Regions from separate parts of the Homo sapiens genome. Here region 1 is linked to region 2. The links are chromatin loops, found by intact Hi-C in ENCODE. Cell type or tissue: PC-3. All regions are shown on one strand.

Evidence for each region. Peaks named below come from ENCODE experiments on the same cell type or tissue, not always from the same donor. Only the 100,000 strongest peaks of a DNase experiment are listed, where the experiment ranks them.
Region 1: it touches region 2 in a loop (9-fold over the local background); 2 of 110 quality-filtered maps call a loop at or near these places.

The regions. Positions count from the first base shown.
Region 1 is chr1:37,496,722-37,501,721 of GRCh38, reverse strand. All of the region lies in intron 5 of MEAF6 (MYST/Esa1 associated factor 6), which reads left to right. It overlaps MIR5581 (microRNA 5581), which reads left to right and starts at 728; the gene lies at 728-787. In PC-3, no CTCF peak of the experiment used is centred here; a DNase peak (open chromatin) is centred at 2,301; H3K4me3 peaks cover 656 bases; H3K27ac peaks cover 1,893 bases.
Region 2 is chr1:37,574,655-37,579,654 of GRCh38, reverse strand. It overlaps GNL2 (G protein nucleolar 2), which reads left to right. Exons shown (of 16, transcript NM_013285.3): 9 at 3,099-3,227; 10 at 3,956-4,060; 11 at 4,832-4,990. Among named protein-coding and RNA genes, the nearest start is that of GNL2, 19 kb to the left of the region's middle. RefSeq lists an enhancer at 2,326-3,525. In PC-3, no CTCF peak of the experiment used is centred here; DNase peaks (open chromatin) are centred at 2,904 and 4,374; H3K4me3 peaks cover 420 bases; H3K27ac peaks cover 3,373 bases.

The DNA.
Region 1 (5,000 bases), 78 kb after region 2:
TGCTGCAGACTCTTTCTGTTGCTGATGGCAAGAAAGTCATTAGGTCCAAGTGAACGGGCTAATTTGCTCAAAGGGAGGAATTGGTGGGCATTAGAGTAACCCTCAAGGAAGACTCCAGGACATTCTTCTCACTGTTTCTAGTGTAGAATAGTTTTATTCCATAAAAACCTTGTTTCATATGGTGAATATGGAATACTTTTAGAAGAGGAAAAGGAGAAATAGAAATGGAATCTGTGTAATAGTATTTGAAAAATGCCACTGGTACTTATTGGGAAGCTGTAAAGTGGGATAAAGTCTTCTGCTGGTAATTCTGATCTTTGCCTACTCTTATTTCTTTGTGGATGGAGAGAACTGATTTGACATGCCTTTTTTTCTCTTTAAATACAAGTTTTTTTTATTGCTTGTGATTTTTCTGTTTCTGTATTTCTCAGCAATATGCTGACTTCAGATACTGGAGGAACAGTATAAAGCCTGTAAAATATGAGAGTGTCTTCATAGGTAACGTGTAACATTGGTGCACCATGTTTTTTTGCAGTACATAATGAGATAGGAATGACGTCAGTGGACAGAGAGGCCAGGTGTCACCCAGAGAGGGTTTCAGCATTCACTCTGCCTGGGGTTTGTATGATCATGCTGGGGATTGTTAACTCAGATAATTGGAAATTATGCAGCTTGACCTAAAGAGTATAATGTCCGGTTTCTAGAGTAAGGAGTTTTGCTGGCCTCAAGCCTTCCAGGAGAAATGGAGACCCTATACATACCTGTTTCCATGCCTCCTAGAAGTTCCGAAGCCAGGGTAAGAGTTCTCATTCTAGAAACTGTACATTCGTTCTACTCCTCCTGGAAGACTGCGTGCTGAGCAGGTGAAAGGGGGCAATGCAAGGGATGGGTGGCATTCCCTGTTCTCCAGTTTGCTTCTGGATTTGGTTTACAAATCTGTAGGGTATTCCTTCATGCACCCAAGGTATTAAACTTGTTAGCTTCATGGATATGACAGTGCCTGGGGGTAATGTAGGATTAACTCTACCTGATTTGAACCTCCTTGATTGGCGTCAGCTGGTTCTTCAATTATTTTAAGAGTTTTTCTTGTTGATGGTAATGGTGTTTTCTAGACTGCAGAAATAGTATTTCCTTCAAATAATGACTGAGGACTGCTGCTTAACATTTTTCTGCAAACCAGAAGTCACCATCCTAATCGCATAACTGTAGTAAGAATTAGCAAAAATTGTATATCTACCTCTTCATATATTTTTGAAAGGCTATAGGTTATTTGACCAACTGTAGTAAGACTGGTGCTAGCTTATCACGAATAACAGAGAAATATATTCTTAAAAATTTTTTTAATTGTCAAGATAATTAAATGTCATGCTCTGTATTGCTTTTATTAAATTTACTCCAGTGTCATTTTTTTTTAATTTTTTATTTTTTTCAGACAGTCTTGCTCTGTCACCCAGGCTGGAGTGCAGTGGCACGATCTCAGCCCCTGCAGCCTCTGCTTCCTGGGTTCAAACGATTCTCCTGCCTCAGCCTCCTGAGTAGCTGGGATTACAGGCGTGCACCACTGTGCCCAGCTAATTTTTGTATTTTTAGTAGAGACACGTTTCACTGTGTTGGTGTGAACTACTGGCCTCAGGTGATCCACCTGCCTCGGCCTCCCAAAGTGCTGGGATTACTGGCATGAGCCACGGTGTCTGGCCTAGTGTCATTTTAAAGTAGTGATTATTTTCTTATTTCATAGTGTCTAGAGTAGGGAGGAAACTCTTTGAAAGTTTCGGGGACTTTTTCCCATTACTGATTAATAGTCTGTAGATAGCTGTTTATTTCAGGTAGTTCTTCATTTCCACTAATGATGTTATTAGCTGGTGACTGATAAAAAGGAGTTAAAGAGGAGCTAAACTTCATTTTCTTCTTGCAAGTTTCTAGCACATTTCCATAGGAACAATACTTCTTCCTATCCTAGGAGCTATCTCCTTCCAGAAAAATAGTAGTAGTTGTAAAAATCTTCGATATTAGTTACTGCTTCGCAAATAGTGTTTTCTGTTTGGAAAGCAGAATCCTGCTTTTTATTGCTGTCCTTTTGTCTTCCCTCTGATTTAATATCTGGCTGATCTCCCTTGGCCTTAGGCACTCATCTGCCCCAAGAAAGGAGAGTGAAGCTGATTTGTTTCCTTTCTAGGGAAGCAAAATTCAGTGTGCCTGAATGGCACACGAGCGGTCAGTTAAGGCTCTTGGACTCCTGCCATCTTTAGTCAGGAATTGTGTCTGCTCCAAGTCCCTTACTACTGCTGACTGATATCTCAGTAGGGCTGGCAGATTGGGGTGGGGACAGAGCATGGTGTCTATGTACATTGTTAAGTTTGTACCCAGTATAGTACATGTTTATCCTCCAGTGTGCCATACCCCATATAGTGAGATGAGTCAATAATAAATTATTTCAGCAAATGTTTGAGTACTTACTGTGTGCCAGACACTGTTTAGTGGTGAGCAAAGGTGGAAATAAATATGGCACTTAAGCAAAAGGAAATAACTTGAATTTGCCCTCTTCAGGAATATGAAATTTTTTTTTTTCTTGAAACAAGGTCTTGCTGGATTGCCCAGGCTGGAGTGCAGTGGTGAGATCATGGGTCATTGCAGCTTTGACCTCCTGGGCTCAGGCAATCCTCCCACCTCATCCTCCTAAGTAGCTGGGAGTACAGGCATGTGCCACCATGCCTAGCTAGTTTCTGTATTGTTTTGTAGAGATGGGGTTTTGCCATGCTGCACAGGCTGGTCTTGAACTCCTAGGCTTGATCCTCCTGCCTCGGCCTCCCAAAGTGCTGGGTTTACAGGCATGAACCACACCACACCCCGCCAGAATATAAAAATTTATCAAATAATTTTTAGCATCCATAAGTGATCACATTGTTCTGAATTCTTATATTTTACATGATACCTGAACAGTATGTCATTCCTGGTATCTTTAAAGAAAAAGTTGAAATAATACCATATAGTGGCCAGGTGCTGTGGCTCATACCTGTAATTCCAGCAATTTGGGAGGCTGAGGTGGAGGGATCACTTGAGTCTAGGAGTTCGAGACCAGCCGGGGGCAACATGGCGAGACTCCCGTCTCTACAAAAAAACACAGTAATTAACTGGACGTGATGGCATGCCTGTAGTCTCAGCTACTTGGAAAGATGAGATGAGGCTGGAGGATTGCTTGAGCCCAGGAGGTTGAAGCTTCAGTGAGCTACTGCACTTCATCCTGGGTGACAGAGGAAGACCCTGTCTCAGTAATAGTAATAATAATAATAATAATAATAATAATAATAATAAAAAATAACATAGCTACTCTTATAAGTTTCTGTTACTATAAAAAATTACTTTAGATAGTCTGTAAAGTTTTGATTAACTAGATACAGTCTATTTTGATTTGTGAACAAAGTCAAGTCAGGCTGAAAGTGAAATATTTGATAATTCCTAGTTTCATACACCTACTGTATACTCTCCCAAATGTCTAAAGTGAAACTATTTTGTGAGAGATATTGACATTAAGCTTTCTTCCAGCTTTACTCTTGCAAACATTGTCTAGGAGGAAATGTAGCCATTTGCATATTGTTTTAGCACCTAAATGTAGCCATTTGCTTATTGTTTTAGTCTGGAAGGTGTTGGAGCCGGTGAAGGAGCAGGTGTCATGCTCCAGGTTAATGTTTGCTTTGGAGGCCTGCCCAGATCATGGCCTGCTAGTGGTGATGGCACAAAATGGTCTCCTTCTCTGTACTGCTCCTTCCAGATCCCTGAGACTTGGGTGCTTGTGGATGGCAGCTTTCCCTTGTTTTAATAGGGGTGCTGCAGGCTGGGTGCAGTGGCTCATGCCTGTAATCCCAGCACTTTAGGGGGCCGAGGCAGATGGATCACCTGAGGTCAGGAGTTCGAGACCAGCTTGGCCAACATGGTGAAACCCTGTCTCTACTAAAAATACAAAAATTAGCTGGACCTAGTGGCAGGCGCCTGTAATCCCAGCTGCTAGGGAGGCTGAGACAGGAGAATCGTTTGAACCCAGGAGGCGGAGGTTACAGTGAGCCAAGATTGCGCCATTGCACTCCAGCCTGGGTGACAAGAGCAAAACTCTGTCTCAAAAAATAAATAAATAAATAAATAAATAAATACGGGTGCTGCAGACTTTTGTGTTTCTTAATTATAGCCCTGATATAGACAGTTAATTGCCATCACCTACTTAGGTGGCAGAGCAATACTGTTCTTCATTTTCTGGAACAAGGTTCCACCACTGAAGTTTATTCATTCAACTTTGGGCTTTTAGGATGAATGCTGTAGAAAAGGAGCATGGTGTTCCCTGGACATGTTTAGAACATATAACTTGAGGGAGGCTGAGGCAGGAGAATGGCGTGAACCCGGGAGGCAGAGCTTGCAGTGAGCCAAGATCGCCGCCCCTGCACTCCAGCCTGGGTGCCAGAGCGAGACTCCGTTTCAAACAAACAAACAAACAAACAAACAAACCCATATAACTTGAGTAAAAATTTGTGAAATGTTTTCCTTTTTTAAAGTTTAGACTGTGTTGTAGTTTTTTATTTTAGTGAAAGTATATTATGCTGAGTTGTTAGCACTCTCTTCAAAGTGCCTTTCATTATATAACTAAACCTTTCTTTCTCTGTTTCTTCTAATGCCCTAATTATATTTTTCAATACAATTAAATATTTTAAAAGTTCTAACTCCGAATTTGGCAGCTAATAAAAGGGCTCCAGGTGTCTGAGTTTTCTAATGAAATAACTTTTTCTTTCATAGTCTAGTCTTCTGATATGAAATCCATTGAAGGAAGGGAATCTTCTGACCACAAAATCTTTGGTGCTTTGATGTTTGATACTTTGTTGCTTAAGATTCTTAAAGCTGATTTTGTTTCTACAATTCTTGCTAGGGTGGCTAATCGACTAATTTATTCAATTAGTATATTAATTTCTATTGCTTTCTTCCTTTCAAATGCTGCCCCTCAGCCCGTCTGGCATGTT
Region 2 (5,000 bases):
AAGTGTTGGGATTACAGGCATGAGCCACTGCACCTGGCCTATATATTTTTTCTTTTGGTACATATATGACATTTTCCTCTATTTTCTGGGTACTTTTTTTTTTTTGTGAGACAGAGTTTTGCTCTTGTTGCCCAGGCTAGAGTGCAATGGCGCGATCTCGGCTCACTGCAACCTCCTCCTCCCAGGTTCAAGCAATTCTCCTGCCTCAGCCTCCCGAGTAGCTGGGATTACAGGCATGTGCCACCACACTTGGCTAATTTTGTATCTTTAGTAGAGACGGGGCTTCTCCGTGTTGGTCAGGCTGGTCTCAAACTTCCGACCTCAGGTGATCCGCCCCCCTCGGCCTCCCAGAGTGCTGGGATTACAGACGTGAGCCACTGCTCCCGGCCACTTTCCTTGTTTTGATCATCCAGCTGCCCAGTCACAAAATTTATTTTGCCAATTGCTTTTAATTTTTAATTTCTGAGAGCTCTTGTTGAATTCTGATTTGCTCTGCCTCCTTTTACATCTTATTTCACAGTCACAGTATCATTAATGACGTTTTGAAATTTTCCTGTCTGCATTGATTCTGTTACCTCCAAATTTTTGTGGGTTTTTTTGTGTTTTCTGCTACAGTCACGCTTAAAAATTTTTTCTTTTACTTTAAAAATTTTTTTGAGACAGGGTCTTGTTCTGTCTTAACCCAGGCTGAAGTGCAGTGGTGCGATCATGGCTCACTGCAGCCTCGACCCGCAAGTAGAGTCAACTTAAATGTTTATTCTTGGTTCTCTATTTATATTTAAGAGTAAGGCATTAGGCCAGGTAGAGTGGCTCATGCCTATAATCCCACCACTTTGGGAGGATGAGGCAGGCAGATCGCTTGAGCTCAGGAGTTCTAGACGAGCCTGGGCAATATGGCAAAACTCCATCTCTACAAAAGATAGAAAAAAATTAGCAAGGCATAGTGGTGCACACTTATGGTTCCAGCTACCCAGGAGGCTGAGGCAGGAGGATTGCTTGAGCCCAGGAGACAGAGGCCGCAGAGAGCTGTGATTGTGTCGCTGTACTTCAGCCTGGTTGACAAGGGAAGACCCTGTTTCAAAAAAAAAAAGAGTAAGGCATTAAAAAGCTGATAGGTTCTTTTTTTTCTCCATGGAGTGGCCTTGTTGACTGATAGACTTCATTGTAAGGTGATTAAATAGGGACTCTAATTTAATTTAATTTTTTTTTTTTTTTTGAGACAGAGTCTTGCTCTATTGCCCAGGTTGGAGTGGAGTGGCCTGATTTAGGCTCACTGCAATCTCCGCCTCCTGGGTTCAAGCAATTCTCCTGCTTCAGCCTCCCAAGTAGCTGGGAGTACAGGCAAGCACCACCAGACCTGGTTAATTTTTGTATTTTGAGTAGAGTTGGGGTTTCACCATGTTGGCCAAGCTGGTCTCAAACTCCTGACCTCAAGTGATCTGCCCACCTCAGCCTCCCAGAGTTCTGGGATTACAGGCATGAGCCACTGTGCCTGACTGGGACCCAAATTTTTTGTTGGGAGGACATCCTGTAGATACCAGTGTCTGTAGGTCTTTTTTCTTGGGCTTGTGAGTTTCCCCAGAAGAGAATCTTTCAATCTCTAGCTCTAGGGGTATAGAATCCTGGCTGCTAGAGTTCTGGGAACTCAGTGGGAATAGTAGACTGGGCATCTCACTATTGAATACTTAGATTTTCAATTAATCATTCTGGGAATACTGTTATTATCTCTAAATCCAGGATCCCTTTCAAGTCTGAAGATTACAGATACTTTCAAACATGTGACATTTCAAAAAATCCAAAAGCCACTTTCATAGGCCCTGGATTTCTTTGAGAGTAGAGAAGTTGTGTGCCCACCCTGAATGAGGGAGGGGATGGAGAAGTGTGGCTGCTTTGGCAGACTATCTGCTGGTCCTTGTTTTCAGCCCTATCTTAAGAGGGATCTACCACCAATTCCCAGTGATTCCCAATGAATCTCTGTGATTCATTGTCATTATTATTGCTGGATCTTTAGTTTTTCTATCTTTACAACCACTTAGCTTTTATATTTTGTAATGGGCCAAGTTTGATACTACTTTTAAGCATCTAGTATTTTGTTTAACATCACTTTAGTTTTTGTTGTCTCATCTCCATCTCATTCTCTGGTTCAGTATGTTTGGTTCTATTGGTTTAAAAGTGTTAATGTCCACTGCTGTCATTCTAGTGGAGTTGGTGAGGGAACGGGGTTAGCATGTATGTTCAGTCCACCATCTTTAATCGGAAGCCTCCATTCGTTTGTAGGCCCTCTTCTTGATAGCAAGCTCTGCCTTTTTGAGACTTTCACCCTGTAGTCGTAACTTTCAAGGTTGCTTTTTTTCTTTTGTTATTTATTTTTGGCAGTGGAAATGCAGATGTATTATGCAAAGAAAAGGGGGGGTGAGTTGTGGGATTGTCCAGTTGATGAACCTGTTCATATTCTTTTTCCCGAAGATGTTTTATCAATAGATGGCATTGTTCTAAATCAGTGACTAACAAGCTGTTTTTCTTCTTTTGTTTCTTTTTTTTTTTTTTGAGACTGGAGTCTCTGTCACCCAGGCTATAGTGCAGTGCATGATCTTGGTTCCCTGCAACTTCGGCCTCCCAGGTTCAAGCGATTCTCCTGCCTCAGCCTCCCAAGTAGCTGGGATTACAGGCTTGCGCCACCATGCCTGGCTAATTTTTGTATTTTTAGTAGAGACAGGGTTTCATCATGTTGGCCAGGCTGGTCTCGAACCCCTGACCTCAGGTGATCCGCTCTCCTTGGCCTCCCAAAGTGCTGGGATTACAGGCGTGAGCCACTGTGCCGAGCCTTCTTTTATTTCTTGACCTACATACTTTTAACCTTAACACATACAAGGATAATTTCACTTGCATGACTGAGGAAATGACTCACCTCTGATTTATTAATAAGCATATGTATCCAGCTTACTCAGATTATGTAGGTGGTGTGTATCTAGGCTTCAGATCAAGTTGTATCAACAGTTTTGCACTGTATTCTTGATATTAACAAAGTAATACAACCTACTTGTCCAAAGGGATATATATGACTGCATGTATGTGCTGTGTATTCTCTCTTTGAACAGTTGCACACTGACAAGAAACAGATCAGTGTTGGGTTCATTGGCTATCCAAATGTTGGCAAGAGCTCTGTGATAAATACATTGCGTTCTAAGAAAGTTTGCAACGTGGCTCCCATTGCAGGTGAAACAAAGGTACGTTGGGCGCAGGGTGACCTTACTTTTGCATATTTTCTTTTCATAGAGAGTGATTGTTTAGGACTTGTTGATTTCTCTCTGCTTCTCTTGAATGCAGACCACCACTAGGAGTTTAGCTCACCATATAATAGTTTGGAACGTATCAGAGTTGTTTCTGCCCACTTTGATAAGACTGAGAGTATTTTATATGCCCCCGTGTGGCTTTGGCCTGTGTTAGTTAATGTGATTCATATTTAGATCTGTTTTAAATTATCACTCCAGCCTTTTATTTTGATAAACAAAACTAACCCAAGAATATTTGATGCCTGGGTTAAGAAGCCTCAAACTTAAGGTAGGTTCTGAAAGTTGGGGGTCATATCCTAGAACACATAGTGGGGAACAGCATGGTTTTGCTTAAAGGCAATGAGGTCAAGCAGTACTAAGCTCTCAAGAGTACTTCTAAAACTCAGGAAAGGTTCACCGGGTATAATTGCACAATACGAGATGGAAATCCTGTCTCTGTGTTGTTTTTAGACTCTTAGCTGATGGAAACTATAGTTTACACTTAGTGGAAGTATCTTGTGCACGGCACAGATGAGAGAGTTAGTAGCTTAATTACTTAGCGCGTTGCTTTTCTTTGACTCACCCCTTCCTCCTTTCCAGCTTCATACATGAGCATCAGGGGTTTGTGAAATTAGACTCTTAGTGTTTGATACAGGACATCTCTGACTTTTTTCTGACTTCAGGTCTGGCAGTATATTACTTTGATGCGTCGGATATTCCTGATTGACTGTCCAGGTGTGGTTTACCCCTCTGAGGACTCCGAGACAGACATTGTGCTAAAAGGAGTTGTGAGTATTTGGCCCTGATAGGCTGTTTGTGTTTGCGGGGGAGTGTTCTATAGGGAACCCTGGATACCTTTCCTTTTTACTTATTAAGAAGGCAGTTTGGGGTCAGCCTGTCTGACCAAACTTTAGGAACATGATGCTGAACAGCAGCCTCTCAGCATAAGCTGTTTGAGGAATTAGTGGAACCATGGGCATATCTGGTCAATATCATCCCACAAAAGAGTTTGTAGTTTACACACAGGATCCAAAGGGAAGCAGGGCCTGTTTATGCTTAGCGATAATTCGTCTTCGTGGGTTTATGGGTTGAGTCATTTTGGAACCCAGTCATTTCCTCACTTGTTTCTGAATACGACTGAAAAACTGTAAATGGTTCCACTTAACCTTGACCATGCTTCTGGCTATACATCCTGTACACATTCCTCCTCTCCTTTCTTAAACTATTCCATTATTTTTGTGTCCTGGGATGGGCAGGCTTTTAACCATTTCTGCAAGTGAGTAACATGAAGCATTCCAAGTTTAAACTGTGGCAGCCACACAGTTAGTTTGTGGTGAGTGGGGATTAAAGCTGAGTTCTGGGCTCCGTGGCTATGGTCAGCTTTCAGCAGTGCTCCTTGCAGCTGACCATGTCTAGCCCCGTCAGAGACAGGCTCCTGCCAATCTCCACGAGCTTTGTGATGTTGAAGTCTATTTTCAAATAGTGCTGCAAAGGACACTGGGAACTTCACTGCTTCCACAACAAAGTTTGTAAGTGAGAGATTTCCTATTAACATTTAGGTTCAAGTAGAAAAAATTAAGAGTCCTGAAGACCACATTGGTGCTGTACTTGAACGAGCAAAGCCAGAATATATCAGCAAAACATACAAGATTGATTCTTGGGAGAATGCTGAGGACTTTCTTGAGAAGCTCGCTTTCCGGACTGGGAAGTTACTAAAGGTGACCCGGC